Regions from separate parts of the Homo sapiens genome. Here region 2 is linked to region 1. Evidence: read pairs that join two places in POLR2A ChIA-PET (ENCODE). Cell type or tissue: MCF 10A. All regions are shown on one strand.

What was found. Peaks named below come from ENCODE experiments on the same cell type or tissue, not always from the same donor. Only the 100,000 strongest peaks of a DNase experiment are listed, where the experiment ranks them.
Region 2: POLR2A ChIA-PET joins it to region 1 with 12 read pairs; 3 of 35 experiments call an interaction of 5 or more read pairs at or near these places.

The regions. Positions count from the first base shown.
Region 1 is chr10:114,704,237-114,712,236 of GRCh38, forward strand. It overlaps a transcript of ABLIM1 not described here. Among named protein-coding and RNA genes, the nearest start is that of ABLIM1, 50 kb to the left of the region's middle. RefSeq lists an enhancer at 7,528-8,000. In MCF 10A, no CTCF peak of the experiment used is centred here; DNase peaks (open chromatin) are centred at 4,965 and 5,945.
Region 2 is chr10:114,573,841-114,581,840 of GRCh38, forward strand. ABLIM1 (actin binding LIM protein 1) reads right to left here. Exons shown (of 23, transcript NM_002313.7): 3 at 1,576-1,759. Among named protein-coding and RNA genes, the nearest start is that of ABLIM1, 80 kb to the right of the region's middle. In MCF 10A, no CTCF peak of the experiment used is centred here; DNase peaks (open chromatin) are centred at 2,131, 2,411 and 3,471.

The DNA of each region.
Region 1 (8,000 bases):
TCTCTCTCTCTCTCTGACACTCTATCTCTCTCTCGCTCTCTCTCTCTCTCTCTCTCTCTCTCTCTCTATATATATATATATATATATATATATATATATTGCGCGCGTTACATCTGTGAGGTATCTTGGAATAACAAGAGCCTAAATTGTTACCACATAAACTATTAAAATGTAACTGCACAGTGGTCTCAGTAGAACATTTTCATAAATGGGGATTATCTATAAATCTGCTTTGGCCGGCTACTAAGCCAGAATTTAGTAAGAGTATTACATATTGGCAGAGATTTCCCAATGCCCAGTTTCAAGCTTTCCTTAAATTGGTTATAGCTCATTTATGCTTCATATCACTTTCTATAAAGTGATTCGCAGCCAAAGCCTGCCTTTGGTCATTCTAAGGGGGGTGGGGGTGGGGAGAAAGAGAAAACGGGCAGAGAAAATGTCTCTCCCTTCCTGGGAGGCTGTGGGGTCCAAGGCCTTTTCTCTGGCATGCATGGGAGTGTGTAAGTCCTCTCTGTTATAGGGTATTGCTACAAAGAGAATCCACAGATTGTTTCCAAGGATAAAGATTTAGTGGATCATTGACTCTAATAAGGCGTCAAGCCCAACTTCAGCGCATTCTGATTCTCAAAGACAAACTCATGAATAGTTCATCAGCTTAAGGAGAAAGACTACTTTAGAATTCCCTTCATGTATACCAGTCTTAAGACGTTTTCAAAGGATTCGGTAGTCATGCCCCAAATTTCCAAACCCATGGCTGTGCCTTGACATGGTGAGGTTTAAGAAAGGGAAGTTCAAGTTCTTTTTTTTTTCATTAGCATCAGGTCTGGTTCTTAGACTAAGCAAGTGTGGAGTCAGCTCCAAGAGGGGCCTGAGAAGTATCTGTTCAAGCTCCAACCCCAGGTAAAAGTGTACTTAAACTATCTTAGATATTAGGATATTTAAGACTTCTAGGGAAGAGCATAGGTCATTTTTAAATGCTAAAACACAAGAAGTACGAAGAATTCTGACTTGACTAGAACCAACCAGTGTGAGGCATATTTTAAAGCAGTTACTAAAATAAAGTTTATTGATAAAGACTTGAGGTTAGGATACAAAACCCATAATAGTTGCTGGGCATCATTCCATATCCTAAAGTGAAACATGGGCACCCACAGGGATCTTGCCATGGCTCATGAGGGGATAGGTCACCAGTGGGCAGGATGCAAATGAAGAGGGCAAGGCGAAGACCTCAAACAGTGGAATCTGGAGGGGATGTTCTGAAAGCCACAGTTTGCAGAGGCTTGACATAACGAGTAAGGATGAAGGAAACGGGAAATGGAGATGGTTTGGGGATGGGCAAACACAGGAGACTGACAGAAAATACAAGAAGTCATTCATTCAACAAAAATCTACTCAGACCCTTGGTGAGAAAGGCTGGGCACCATGATAGGCACAAAAACTAAAGCAGTCTCTCTAAAATTCAGTGCAATGCCAAAGCAGAAAAGGTTAAGAAACTGTATCCCTACCTTCCAAAGGAAGTTATGTAAGATATTTTCATCAACAAAGACAACTTCAATAGAGAAAATCATAACAAAAAATTTGAAATTTGATGATATATCTTGTTTTATGTGGAGAAGACTACAGTGCAAGGACAGAGTAGCGAAGTGGGAGTATGGATCAAATTACTTGTTAATACATTTCACCAGGTGAATTCCCAAGACAAATAGGCAACAGATCAGGTTTATCCTGAAACCTCTAATACAAGGCAGTCATCATTCTTACCCTAAAGAACTGGATCCTTTGAAAAATCACCAAGTCAAACTCAGATCTTTAAACCTCAATCTCAAGTGCAAGAAAGACTACAATCCTTCTTGATGACAATCTCAGAATCTGACAACCATGCAAGAAGAATCTGTTGAGTATCTGCTGTGTAAAAAACAGTAAGATATAATTAGAGAAGGAGAAGGGAAAACTACATACAAATCAGTATAGCAAAGGCCAAGTGTTGGGAAAACTTTGGGAGTTCAACTGATTTAGGCACAAGTCCTCTTCCTAGGACAGACTTTGTAGCATTGTTTCACGACGTTCATTTTATCACCCAAGTTATATAAACGATATTGAATTAACAGGAGTAGTACCAGCTCATCATCAGCTGATTGTCAAAGTTTTGTGGAATACGCTTATCAATAAATAAATCCTAAACTATGAGTTATTCTCACAAATGTCTGCTGGCAATGATGATACCAAAATTGACCCTGAGAAACAAATTAATGCACAGTCCACATGCTGGAAGCACAAACAATAAACAACTATAAATCCCAGCACCAAATTTTTCCCTGGAGGCGGATGCCAGGTATGATTTAAGAGTCTGAAGGAGGAGAGAGAACCACATATTTCTCTCTCTCCACACCAATGTAATGAAGCCTGAGGCTAAAGACGTCCACAGCAACTGCTGAATTATAATCTGTGGAAGCAGGGTTACAAGAGATAACCTTTCAGGGCAATATTTTCCTAAAAGCTGAGAACTTGTTTTGTTGTTTTTGTTACATCCCCCAAGGGGTTTCATAATCCTAATACTCATTTCTTATAATGAGAACGGCCTGCTACTGTGATTCATTATGTTTCAGTTTTCTTCTACTTTAAAAAAAAAAAAATTCAGCCCTGCCCAGTCCTAAAGAACATGAAAACAACCTCTCCCGAAACTTACAGGGAGCCTGGAAGGCATCATTAATACACTTTCAGGCATACAGAATGGTGTATTGTAGACCAGCACTGTCAATGGAAATAGAATGTGATATACAAATAATGTAATTTAAATTTGTCTAGTAACTACATTAGAAAGGTAAAAAGAAACAGGTAAAATTAATTTTAAGATTTTTAAGATTTTTATTTAACCTAATATATCAAAAATACTGTCATTTCAAACGTGGTCAATGACCACATGTGATGAGTGACTACCATACATACAGTGCAATTAGAGACCATCATATCCCAAAGTTCTCCAGTAAGGGTTCAGTTTTTTGCTGTTGTTGCTGTTGATGGAGTCTCGCACTGTCACCCAAGATGGAGTGCAGTGGTGCAGTCTCAGCTCACTGCAATCTCTGCCTCCCAGGTTCAAGCGATTCTCCAGCCTCAGCCTTCCGAGTAGCTGGAACTACAGGCGCACACCACCACACTCAGCTAATTTTAAAATTTTTAGTAGAGACGAAGTTCACCATGTTGGCCAGGCTGGTCTTGAATTCCTGACCTCAAGTGATATGCCTGCCTTGGCCTCCCAAAGTGCTGGGATTACAGGCGTAAGCCACCACACCTGGCCCAGTTTTGTTTTAATGACAAATTTGCTAAACCATCAATCCTGCTGCCCCTGGCTTCCTGAGTACTAGTCATAAAAAACTAATTACCGGCCGGGCACGGTGGCTCACACTTATAATCCCAACACTTTGGGAGGCCGTGGTGGGCGGATCACTTAAGGCCAGGAGTTCGAGACCAACCTGGACAACATGGTGAAAACACGGTCTCTACTAAAAATACAAAAATTAGCCAGGCGTGGTGGCGGGTGCCTGTCATCCCAGCTACTCGGCAGGCTGAGGCAGGAGAATCACTTGAACATGGGAGACAGAGGTTGCAGTGAGCGGAGATTGCACCATTGCACTCTAGCCTGGGCGACAAGAGCAAAACTCCGTCTCAAAACAAACAAACAAACAAACAACAACAACAACAAAAAACCTAATTACCAACAGTTTTCAATTTTGTACTAAGCCTTTATGCTAACCGCTGTTTTTCAAAGCCTGTCCTGGTGGCAGGTCTTTTATTTGTTTACATGTGGTGCTGCAGACAAAACAGGTGCAACTCAACGGTCTTGATGATGGAAAACCTTGTTAAAACCAACCTTAGTCACTAAGGAGAAGAGCGTTTAAAAAAGGAGCCCCCATGAGAATGATGGCAAGCGTGAAATGCATGCCGAGCTACCTCCAGACAAAGTGATCCAGCTTCTGGTACATTCTGAAACAAAACGACCTCAACAGGCACCATTCCAAGGCTGTAATTATGATGGCAACATAGCTACACCCTCTGAAGGCCATTATGAATCTCTTGGTCTAAGAAAAACAGCCGCTGTTTCCCTGAAAGAGCTTCCTCCAGTCCTCTCCAGGCTCCTTCTGCCACAGAAAAAGGAGTGTCCCAGTTCCCTCCTCCCTGCTTGGCAAGGAGCATGGAGGAAGGGACAGGGACCCTCCTTCCCTGGGACCCCAAAACTACATGGGGATGGTAACTGGAGGTAGACATGACACCCATTAAAGTAAGTTGTGTATTTCTGGCAAAAGAAAGGAGCAAGAGGGGGTACAGGGGAAAACATGGGGAGAATAAGAAGACAACAAAAGGAAAGCAAATGAACTGAGTACTTTTTAAAGGAGCTGCTATTCTCCATCTATATTTGGGGGATAAAAGCAAAGTTAAGAAAGAGGAAAGAAGAGCAGAGAAAATAACCAACTGACTAATAAAATCTACATATCCTAAAAGTCAATTCTAGGTGATAAAATCTGGGGTCAGTTTTTTAATGCTTGATAAACTTTGCACCAAGCTGATCATACTTAATGTTCAGGGACCACCTTCAAAGTCCTCATCTTTATCCACATGGCCACAGGTTTGTAAAATCTGTACCAAAAAGTGATATTTTAATCACCATCTTTTAAGATTACCATGTCTTTCCATTTTGACCTCCCCTCTTCCAGGTCAGCATTGGAATGGCACTGGTATTGGTACTTTTCGAGAAGCATTTTTTAAGAACTTGGCTAAGGGGAAGTTGATTAGGGCTATATTTAGTTTTAGGTTTCATGGACCACATGTATGGCTGTATGGTCACTTCCCTGCATAGTTAAGTTACTGCTAGCTATTACTGCAAATTGTGGAAATGATTTCTAGAAACTTTTACTGTTTACTATGGTGACTCATCTAGAGTCATGATATGGAAATGCAAGACCAGAAGCCATGCCGTGATAGGAATGTGTTCCTTAGCACCCAACACTGGAGTTAGATGGGAATGCGTTCCTTAGCACCCAACACTGGAGTTTGTTACGTAGTGGAAGAGAAACAAGGTTTGAATCGTATAAAGCAGAAAGCTGGTTTATAGAAAAATCTTCCAGCCATCAGACCTGTAATATTAGGAGCAGAGAATCTTGTTTTCATCAACATAGAGTCAAAACAGAAGTTCTCTCCTGTCATAAATATGCTTAAAACAGTTATAATTATAAATGCACCATATACATTTTTAATGGCCACTATGTGAAATGGAGATGATCAAAATTCCTATATTTATTGATCTAAAACTGTAGCAGTGAGTACATTTGTGTATGAGATTGTTTTATGTAAACCAGCTACCAAAAATAAAAGATAAATTTCAATAAACTACGCTAGAGGAAAGGCGAAAGGTTCTTTTCTCTACATAGAAAAAACTACAAAGTTATTGTCATATGAAAAGGCAATCAAGGAATATGCTGTCAAAAATGTAGCAGGGAAAATATTATACAGGTACGTCAGAACATGTTTATTAATCAGCTGCTTGTTAGTTTTCTGTATTTTATGATATTTAGGAATTACCACTTTTGAAATGTTGTCATTTGTTGTGACTTTTTTCCCTTCCTAAATATTCACTTTGATGTTTAACTTTGTGTTCATAATTTTTTATGCTTTTTCTAAACAGGGTTCTCAAACTTACATAAGCCTCAGGGTCCATAAAACCTTGACTTTCCCCTAATCTGTGATAATAACTACATATACCACCACTCCCACCATGTGCACACATGTGTACACACACATATTTACTTGGGCAAGAGTTGTCATGCAACTAAAATCTCCTATTCTTTGAAGTAAATGGTTACTCAGGTCCAAGATTTCCACTGGACTTGCTATCCACTTCTTTTACAGCTCAACTGCCCAACAGATCCAGAGTTAGAGTGACTCAGTAGGGCTTTGGCAACTATCAGAATTGTATTACAGTGCAATCTTTACCAGCCTCGGCAACATGGTGAAATCCCATTGTATTAATCTGTTCTCACACTGCTAATAAAGACATACCCAAAATTGGGTAATTTTAAAGGAAAGAGGTTTAATTGACTCACAGTTCGATAGGGCTAGGGAAGCCTCACAATCATGGCAGAAAAGCAAGGGATATCTTACATGGTGGCAGGCAAGACAGAATGAGAGACAAGCAAAAGGGGAAACCCCTTATAAAACCATCAGATCTCATGAGACTTATTCACTACCACGAGAACAGTATGGGAGAAACCATCCCCATATTAAATTATCTCCCACCAGGTTCCTCCCACAACATGTGCAAATTATGGGAGCTACAATTCAAGATGAGATTTGGGTGGGAACGCAGCCAAACCATATCACCCATCTCTACTAAAAACATAAAAATTAAACAGGCTTAGTGGCTTGCACTTGTAGTCCCAGCTACTTGGGAGCTGGGGTGGGAGGATTGCTTGAGCACAGGAGGTCAAGGCTGCAATGAGCCATGATGGTGCCACTGCACTCCAGCCTGGGCGACAGAGCCCACTGTGTCTCAAAAAATAAATAAAAATAAAATAAAGCAATCTTCACAGAACACATATTTTGGCTTTCCAGAAAGAAACACAAGGGACCATATTTGCACACTAAGTATTTGTGTTCCATTCGATCAGTAGAAAAGGCAAGGCTTTGGAGCATTTGCTTATCCCTCACGCATTCCAAAATCCCAAAGACATCTGATGGGTTCCACTCAAAGATGACCTATAAGCTCATGCCGGTTTATATGTGGGCCTAAGAAGGCCACTCCATGACTAGGACAATGTTCAGGATATTCCTACTCTTTTGAAGAATCTGTTGTCCCTGTATGTCTTCTGTTTCTGTCTGAAGATCTATGTTTTCCCCTATCAATCACAAGAACAAAAGTAGCAAAAGTCATCTTATTTCTGGTTGTTACACGTAAGGAACGGAATGGCTTCTGCTTTCCAGGCTCCCATTAGAAATTGTGTTTCACTAGGGGTTTGCATCATTTTCTTTTGCCATTTGTCTGCAGTCATCCCACTTCAACTTACCAAGAGCCCTCCTGTTGCTATACAATGGCTTTTATAGGGTACTGGGTATGTCTCAGAGCCTCTTCATCCATAACCTTCCCTTGTCTTTTGATGTTCAGTTTCCATGGTGACAGTGTTAAGACCATTGAGAAGCCAACTGTAAAGCTTATGATAGACCCAAATCTCACAGTCACAGACACCACTCTAACACCAGGCGTGCCAGCCCCCACGCTAAACCTGCATATCAGCCAGAGTCTTGGCAGGTGACAGATGTTACAATCAAACTGGAGAACTTGAAAAAGGTTTAACAAAGGGGATATTTACAAAGGTGTGGTCAGGGTTCAGGTAAACCCACAAGGGGCATGCACTACCCTGAGCCAGCAACAGTGGGGAGCTGTTGCTTACCCCTAGGCCTAAAGAGGCAAGGGGTGGAGTCGATGCTAGAACCTGAAGTGAGTAGCTGAGTGGAGAGGGAGGGGGGCTTGTCAGGACCTGTGGCCTTTCATAGACAGACAACCAACAGTGACCTGGTAGAGAAGGAGTCCAGGGAATAAATACCCCAACCACACTCTCCTCCCACCCTCAGATATCCTGCTAAGTGCCCCCCGCACCAACTGGGCCCAACTTGAAGCAGAAGTCAAGGGAGCCGTTGCTGTAGCCATCGGGGTTAGTCTCTAGGAGCACAGCAGGGCAAAGGGTGGAGAATGGAATCGGAGGAGCATGTGGAAAATATTCAGCATATCCTGCCTGGGGGTCTCCAGGGTGACAGGGAAAAGATTTTCATTACAAAGTACATTAATGGCTGGGCTCGGTGACTCACACCTGTAATCCCAGCACGTTGGGAGGCCAAGGTGGTTGGATCATTTGAGGTCTGGAGTTCAAGACCAGTCTGGCCAACATGGTGAAACCTGATCTCTACTGAAAATACAAAAATTAGCCAGGCATGGTGGTGGGCACCTGTAATCC
Region 2 (8,000 bases), 130 kb before region 1:
CTTGGGGCTCCATGCCAGCCCAGGACTCTTAACCAGGCTGTGTGCCACAGCCTGAAAAGGGAAAAATCAGGGCAGAACTTTGCTTTTGATTAAATACAGAAAAATATTCAGTTCATTCATCCAGAATTATTAAATTATGATTTAAAAAAATGAAATAGAGAAATGAGCTAATACATAGCTATAAAGTTATTTAAATAATTTTATTATGAATATTTTGTGTCTTATTATGATTTATCAGTATTATCTTGTTAATTAATTACACAATATTGAATCTTCCCTTCTAGAGCTTACATCTCTCTGGCTTAGAAACATACAATGCTGAAAAACAGACAACACGTCTCCTCTGAATTGGGGTTTTTAGAAAGGCATAGCAAATAGATCTCCACTTGAAAAGGCACTGGATTGCAAAATTGCCAAATTAGAATTGATCAATAAAGCAGCTGACCCTTGGTGGTGAGTCTCCTAGTTACAGGAATCAAACCTATCTTAAGTTTTATAACATGCAGACCTCAAAACACAAAAACCACAAAAAGCCCCACATTTTCCCACTCACACTTCACATAGTTTTCTTGTTCTCTGACTGATCATTTTATTATTTATTTTATTTTATTTTTTTTGAGATGGAGTCTTGCTGTGTCACCCAGATTGGAGTGCAGTGGCACGATCTCGGCTCACTGCAACCTCCGCCTCCCGGGTTCAAGCCATTCTCCTGCCTCAGCCTCCCAAGCAGCTGAGATTACAGGCACCTGCCACCTCGCCTGGCTAATTTTTTTGTATTTTTAGTAGAGACAGGGTTTCACCATGTTGGCCAGGCTGGTCTCAAACTCTTGAGCTCAGGTGATGTACCTGCCTCGGCCTCCCAAAGTGCTGGGATTATAAGGGTGAGCCACCACGCCCAGCCTGACTGATCATTTTAATCAAGCTGGTTTGCACAGTTAAGATACAACCTTGGTAGATGACAGATACATAGAGAACAGGGTTGGCAAATATTTCCCCCCAAAGATGAGATTGTAAATTTTTTAAGACTTTGCGGACCATATGGTCTCTGTCGCAATGACTCAACTCTGTTGTTGCAGCGTGGAAGCAGCTATAGGCCACACACAAGTGGGAGTGGCTGTGTTCCAATAGAACTTTATCCACAAAAACAGGTATCAGGCCTAATTCAGCCCATGGGACACAGTTTGCCACCGCCTATTATAGATGAAAGAGACCATTTTAAACACACACACATGCCTAGGAATTTATACTTCCAAATAAGCTTTATCCTTCTAAGCAGTTATGCCATTTCCCCCTGATGTTTTTATTGCTCCAAAATGTTTTGAGACCCAGAGCTGCTTTCAGAATTAGTTTCAATCTACTAAAAATCAGTCATATTACTTTGTAGAGGACATCACACATACAGTTTCCAACTAATCTACTTTTTTTACTAGGACTGATAGTACAGTAAGAAAGAAATCTAAGGATAAGAGTATGTGCTACTCAAGACAAAAGGTGTATAATCCAACCTTTAACAGCCCAAACCAGCATTTCTCTGTTGGAGGAAGGTGTAGGCTTTGGAAAGATAGGCTCACTTACTTGCAGATAGTACAAGCAAAGCAATTGGGATGGTAGGTCTTGCCCAGAGCAGTCACCACTTCGCCCTCCACGAACTCCCCACAGCCATGGCAGCGTGTCCCGTACATCCGCTGGTAGTCCAGGGTGCAGAGATACTCTCCGTTCTTTATGAAGAAGCCCCCTTGTGCCAGGTCACAGCCACACACTGTAGAGAGACAAGTTCACATCTGGTCATTATCTGCCACACTGCCGGGCAGCACTGCCTTTGAGTGAATACTGACTGGTTGCTCACCCTGTGATCTCAATGGTTTGGGGCTAGGGAGGGGATGGCTACAAAGAGCTATTTATTATTGGGCTCTGACCCTCCCTTTGGGAGCTATGCAATATCTCATACAAGTAAAATCCACTGGCTAGGTCTCAACAGCTTTTGTGATATGTCTAAAATTCTGAGATAATCAAACAGTCTTTGATAGAAAGATACCCTTCATTCAGGCTGTCTCAAATATGAGCAAAGGTGTCCCTGGCAGTGTGCTATTTAGGAAAGGTGCCCACTGCCTGCCCACACAACCACATGGTTTGGGCCAAGATTGTTAGGAGTTGAGTAATAAATTTCCATTATACCAAAGGCAGTAGCTGAAATTTCCGATAGCTGTATTTTTTCACACTCTGGAACTACTTTCCACTGCTACGAAAAATTCAGATGTTTCATTTTTTCTTTGTGCAGTAAATAGAATAAGCCAATTATTTATATATTATAGAGAGATAAAAAACAAACAGGCAAAAGAGGAAAGACCTGTTATTTGGATGCTTTATTGTGTCTGGATTTTGGCATCTCCTTCCGACTGTGCAGCTGTGGATTAGGGAGATGGTGCAAACAGGCAGTGGGAGCTTGGGCCTGGTCTACGTGTTCAGACAAGACCAGAGTAGGTCACAACAATTTGTCTGCAAATAAAGCCTAAAGCAGTCCCTGACAGTAAAGATCTCTCTCTGCCAAATGGCTGAGAAGCAACAGCCAAAGCTGGAAATCTCTGACCCTAACCTTGCTATCCCCAAGGTCAACTGATTCCAATTTATAATTCCTTAGGCAAAGAATCCAGGATTCTTCTTGATTATTTGGTATTCAGTTGGGGTGGGGACAAGGTGAGTTCAATCAGTAAATTGCTTTCCTAAGGACCTGCTCGAATGCTCCCAGGGTTCATCTGCTGAGTTCCCATGACTCCTTAATTCATCTAGATGAACTAGGGCTTCAGTAAGGTTCTGATGAAAGTCACGACTCCCCCACCTTCAGTCAGGACTCTTCACTAACTACAAGCTACGGAAGACGTTCAAGGTGATCCAAAACCCACAAACAAACTTTCCATTGTGGATTCATCAGTCTTTGTTTAGATCAACACTCCACAGCCATGACCTTCTTCTTTGCAATTTACAATTAAGTAACCCAAGATTATGGCCTGAGTCCATCATGCCTGAAACTGACCACCCTATAAATACTCCTGTGATCATATTATCTGGAAAACAGCTCATTCACCACCTGCTGCCTCCTCTCACCTGCCAACCTCTCCTCTGCCCCCACTGTTCTCCCACCTGCTTCTTCTTCCCCAGATGAGTCCTGTGGGTCAGGGGAACCCACGTGTGGATTGGCCTCATTCTGATTGCAAATTCCTTCAGCAACAATAGGCAGTCTGGGGGTAGCGGGTCACAGAACCTTAGAGTGTTTTCTTCAATATCTGTCTATGTGCAGATCTTATTTTTCTACAAGATGGCAAGGTATTTGAGGGGTGAGAGTCTTCTTTTGATTCTTCTTCAGGAACCTAATTGTATCTAATATAAAACAGGAAACACAATGTTTGAAATAAACTGAATCCTGCCTGAAACTTGGCAGGTTCCCACTGATTTCACTCCTCAGTGACATCAAGTTCTGATGACTCAGTTATTTTTCCAAACTTAGGATTTCTCAAAGCCCTGAGAAGTGACACAACAATGCATCCAGACTACTGGTAATTCCCTAAATTCTCTCCTCCAGTCAGCTATGGCTTAAAAATGCAGAGTCGTTATACAAAGATGTGGTGTCAAAAGGGTAATCTGGTGGCAATACACAAAAAATAGATTGAGATAGTTTCAAAGCTAATTCTAAATGTTTTAGAAATTATTTGTATTTACTGCTTTCTTAGGGCACCTGTCTGCAGCCTTTTCCAGATCACATGGTTTTGTGAAATTGACATATAGTATCCTTTATTAATAAAGTCCTAGTTTCTGTGAACATAACATAGCCTTAAAAAATGAATTCTTAACACTACTGAGAGATGCCAAGCTACATTCAAACTGTGCCTTATTATGATTTGATTTGGCTTTTTCCTTAAAGTAGTGCTCAAGGTGGCTTACAAACCATACCATTATTTCTGGTGGTTTATACAAGGAAACCAGTGTTTGATGTGACTCCCAGAGGCAGGTGTTCCTAAAGGCATATGCAACAAGCAGTGAGAAGGGGGGCCTATGATGCCAGTACCTAAAATATACTTAACATTATTACATTTCCTGAAAATGGACCAGCTGTCACATCATTTCAGACTCTTCCCTCTCTTGCCTCCCCAGGCTTTACTTTCCTGTTTCTCCTCCTCTGTCTACTCCTTCTCAGTCTCAGTGGCCAGGCCCCTAAATGCAGGTCACTCCTATGGGTGCCATCTCCTCCCTCTATGATGTAAGGCCTCCCTGGGAACAGATCTCATTCACTCTCACAACCTCAACTATAACTTTATGCGAGGGATGATCAAATTAATGATCTCTCTCTGTGATGTCTTCCCCAAGCTTTAGACCCTGATTTGTAGCTGTGTGCTGGGCACAGGCAGACCGCCATGCCTCTCTCAAACCCAGCATTTTCCAAACACACCCTTTCCTCACAGTTGCTCTGCCATCCCCCATAAAACCTTCTGCTGTTCTTTTTCTATTCCCTTTCTCATCAAAATGGTAGCTGTATCCATTCTCCAACTCTTACATCAACATCAACATTTTCTGTTGTTTTTTTTTTTTTTGAGATGGAGTTTCGCTCTTGCTGTCCAGGGTGGAGTGCAATGGCATGAATTCGGCTCACTACAACCTCCACCTCTCCAGTTCAAGCGATTCTCCTGCCTCAGCCTCCCAAGTAGCTGGGATTACAGGCATGTGCCACCACACCCGGCTAATTTTGTATTTTTAGTAGAGATGGGGTTTCACCATGTTGGTGAGGCTGGTGTTGAACTCGTAACCTCAGGTGATCTGCCCAACTCGGCCTCCCAAAATGCTGGGATTACAGGTATCAGCCACCACGCCCAGCCAACATCAACATCTTCAACTGGACCCAAATCCAACCCATTTCCCCAATGAGGTGTTTCTTTTTCTTTCTTTCTTTCTTTTCTTTTTTTTTTTTTTTTTGAGATGGAGTTTCACTCTTTGTTGCCCAGGCTGGAGTGCAGTGGCATGATCTCAGCTCACTGCAACCTCTGCCTCCTGGGTTCAAGCGATTCTCCTGTCTCAGCCTCCCGAGTAGCTGGGATTACAGGTCCCTGCCACCACGCCTGGCTAATTTTTGTATTTTTAGTAGAGATGGGGTTTCACCACATTGGCCAGGCTGGTCTTGAACTCCTGACCACAGGTGATCTGCCCACCTCAGCCTCCCAAAGTACTGTTATTACAGACGTGAGACACTGCTCCTGGCCCAATGAGGTGTTTCTTTGATCCATTCCCTCCTCTGCCTTCTTGCTATCACTACTCAAAACCTGGCCTTCAGCATGGCTCTGCTGTAGTAAAACAATTTTTTTTAACAACATTTGTATTGGCAGGAAAAGAAAAACAACAGGAAACAATCTAAACTTTCATTAGTAGAAAAATAGTTGAATAAATTATGCTATGTCCAGTCTATGGAGCTGGTATTAAAAAGAATGAATTTAGCCCTCTGGATTGTGGATATTGACAGCCCTCTACGTTGCAGACATTGATCTGTCTGTGATATATTGTTCAGTGAAAAGAACAAATGTCACAGAGTAAACGATTTTAAAAATCCCATTTTTAGATAAGTCATGTTTTTATGAACTAGGTAAAGTGAGTTAACATAAACAGAACCATTAAATTGGTTCTCTCAGGAGGGTAAAGAATTATTAATTTTTTCTTCATATACCCACTTGTCAGTCCATTTTGTAATTTTATTTTTAATTGTGACAAAATGCATATAACAAAAAATTTACCATCTTAATCATTTTTAAGTGTACAGGTCAGTGGCATTAGATACATTCACATTGTTGTGCAACCATCACTGCTATCCATCCACAGAACTCTTTTCATCTTGCAAAACTGAAACTCTGCACCCATTAAAATCCCTATTCCCTCTTCCTCCAGCCCTGGGCAACCCCATTCTACTTTCTATCTCTATGAATTTAACTCCTCTAGGTTCCTCATATAAATAGAAGTTCACCTTTAATCACAGTAATGTTAAGAAAAATTATCCAAAACTTGTAAACAAGGTAAAGGGAAGAAGGCATGTTCTTTAAATGTCATACTGGGGCATTGTTTCACAGATCACATAAGGATTATTTCATTATCCGGGGAGACTAGATCGGTGTTGGACAAGCCCTTTCCTATTGATGAAAGGCCCAGACTTTAGAAGTTAATGTTAACTTTTTTATTCTTGTCCAGTAGAGATGCAGATGACTTCTGTCTGGTTTTATCATCGTGTTGAACCATGAATCAGTTTTACATCTAGCCCAGCCATCTTATTCTGACATTCCTTTTTGAATGCCTTTATAACCCACTCCTTTATTTTAATATTATATATTATATATTATATATATATATATTTTTTAGACAAGGTCTTGCTCTGTTGCCCAGCATGGAGTACAGTGGCATGATCATAACTCACTGCAGCCTTCAACTCCTGGGTGCAAGAAAACCTCCTGCCCTAGCCTCCCAAGTAGCTTAGGACTATAGGCATGTGCCACCAGGCCCAGCTAATTTTTAATTTTTTTGTATACACAGGCTGGTTTCTTGCTATATTACACAGGCTGGTCTTGAACTCTCGGCCTCAAGTGATCTTCCTGCCTTGGCCTCCCAAACTGTTGGGAATATAGGCATGAACCACGGCACCCAGCCAACCCAACTTTATTTCTCCTTGGAACCAACTTTAACATCCTGCTGGTTCTGTCATTAATAAGTTGAATAAATCTTTGATACATGCTCATTCCAGATTTGTATAAGAGTCCTATACTTTTTGAAAATTATACTCTGACAAAGGCATTACTCTTTTTAACCAAAAATATCTAAAGGTGAACATTATTTTTTTTTAACAAAATTTTGGTCTGTTTGATATTAACAACTTAGCAAATACTCTTCACTGGTGGTACAAAGCAAAACTTTCACATCTAAATGATCACAAACATCTCAATTAGTAAAGTCAAACTTCAGTAGGGTATATTTAGATTTTTACTTTGGGTGCTCCATTAGTCGTTAGCTGACAGTTAACATACGCCCAGGGAAAAGCATAGATTCCTTTCATTAAAAAATAGGGCTTCTAGTGAAAGAGATTAATTGCTTTCTTCTGATCAATTATTTAAAACATTCCCCACTCAAGGTGCCAACTAAATCCTGCCCTTTTTTGCCACCACCAAAGCCTGGCTATAAAAAGTCCTGTGCCTTGTGGATGCTATGCTCTGGAATTCATTCTCTAGAAACCACTGAATACAATCAACTACTAAAGAAGAACATGTACATCCAAGAAATTTTATATAAAAGTTGCAAAATTAGTAACAGGCATATTTTAAAAGCTGAAATCTTTTAAAAAAAGTAACAGGAGCTGCCCATGTAGTAAAAATACCATGGAACAGGAGGGGAACAAAGTATGGGGGTGTCCAACAAGGGTGAAAACAGAACAGTATTTTAATGGCATGAACAGGGCTGCAGTAGCAACTATTTCTTCAACCTTCTAAAAACGGTAGTAACATTTTATGTTCCAACAAATTCACTGCAACACTCCATCTGCCTGTTCACTAGTTCATACTGCCAAACATTTAAGAGAATGGGTCATACCTAAAACTCTACCCAATGGTGGGTTTTGGGGGCAAAATGTCAAAGACATTTTCTTCATCCATATCAGTAGACTGAACATCTCTTTCTTGTGCTACTGCTCTCATACAGGTTTTAATCAATTTGTACCAGTAAGAGAGAGGGGGATGCTAAGCAAACATGATCAATGTTTTCAATTCAGTTTTGAGCAACATGAGCATTTTAATTGGGGTGCCAGTAGCCTTGGGTGGGTCCTTTCTTCTCTTTTCTAGGAAAACCCATCTAGCATGCTGCCAGGTGGTCAGCTCTTCTCAGGGAAGAAGGAGCCCTTCTGAATTTGCCCCATGAAAGTTCTGGGACCTGTCTTACACCCTCCTCATTTCCAGTGATGAGGGCCATGTGCTCTAGATGTACTAATT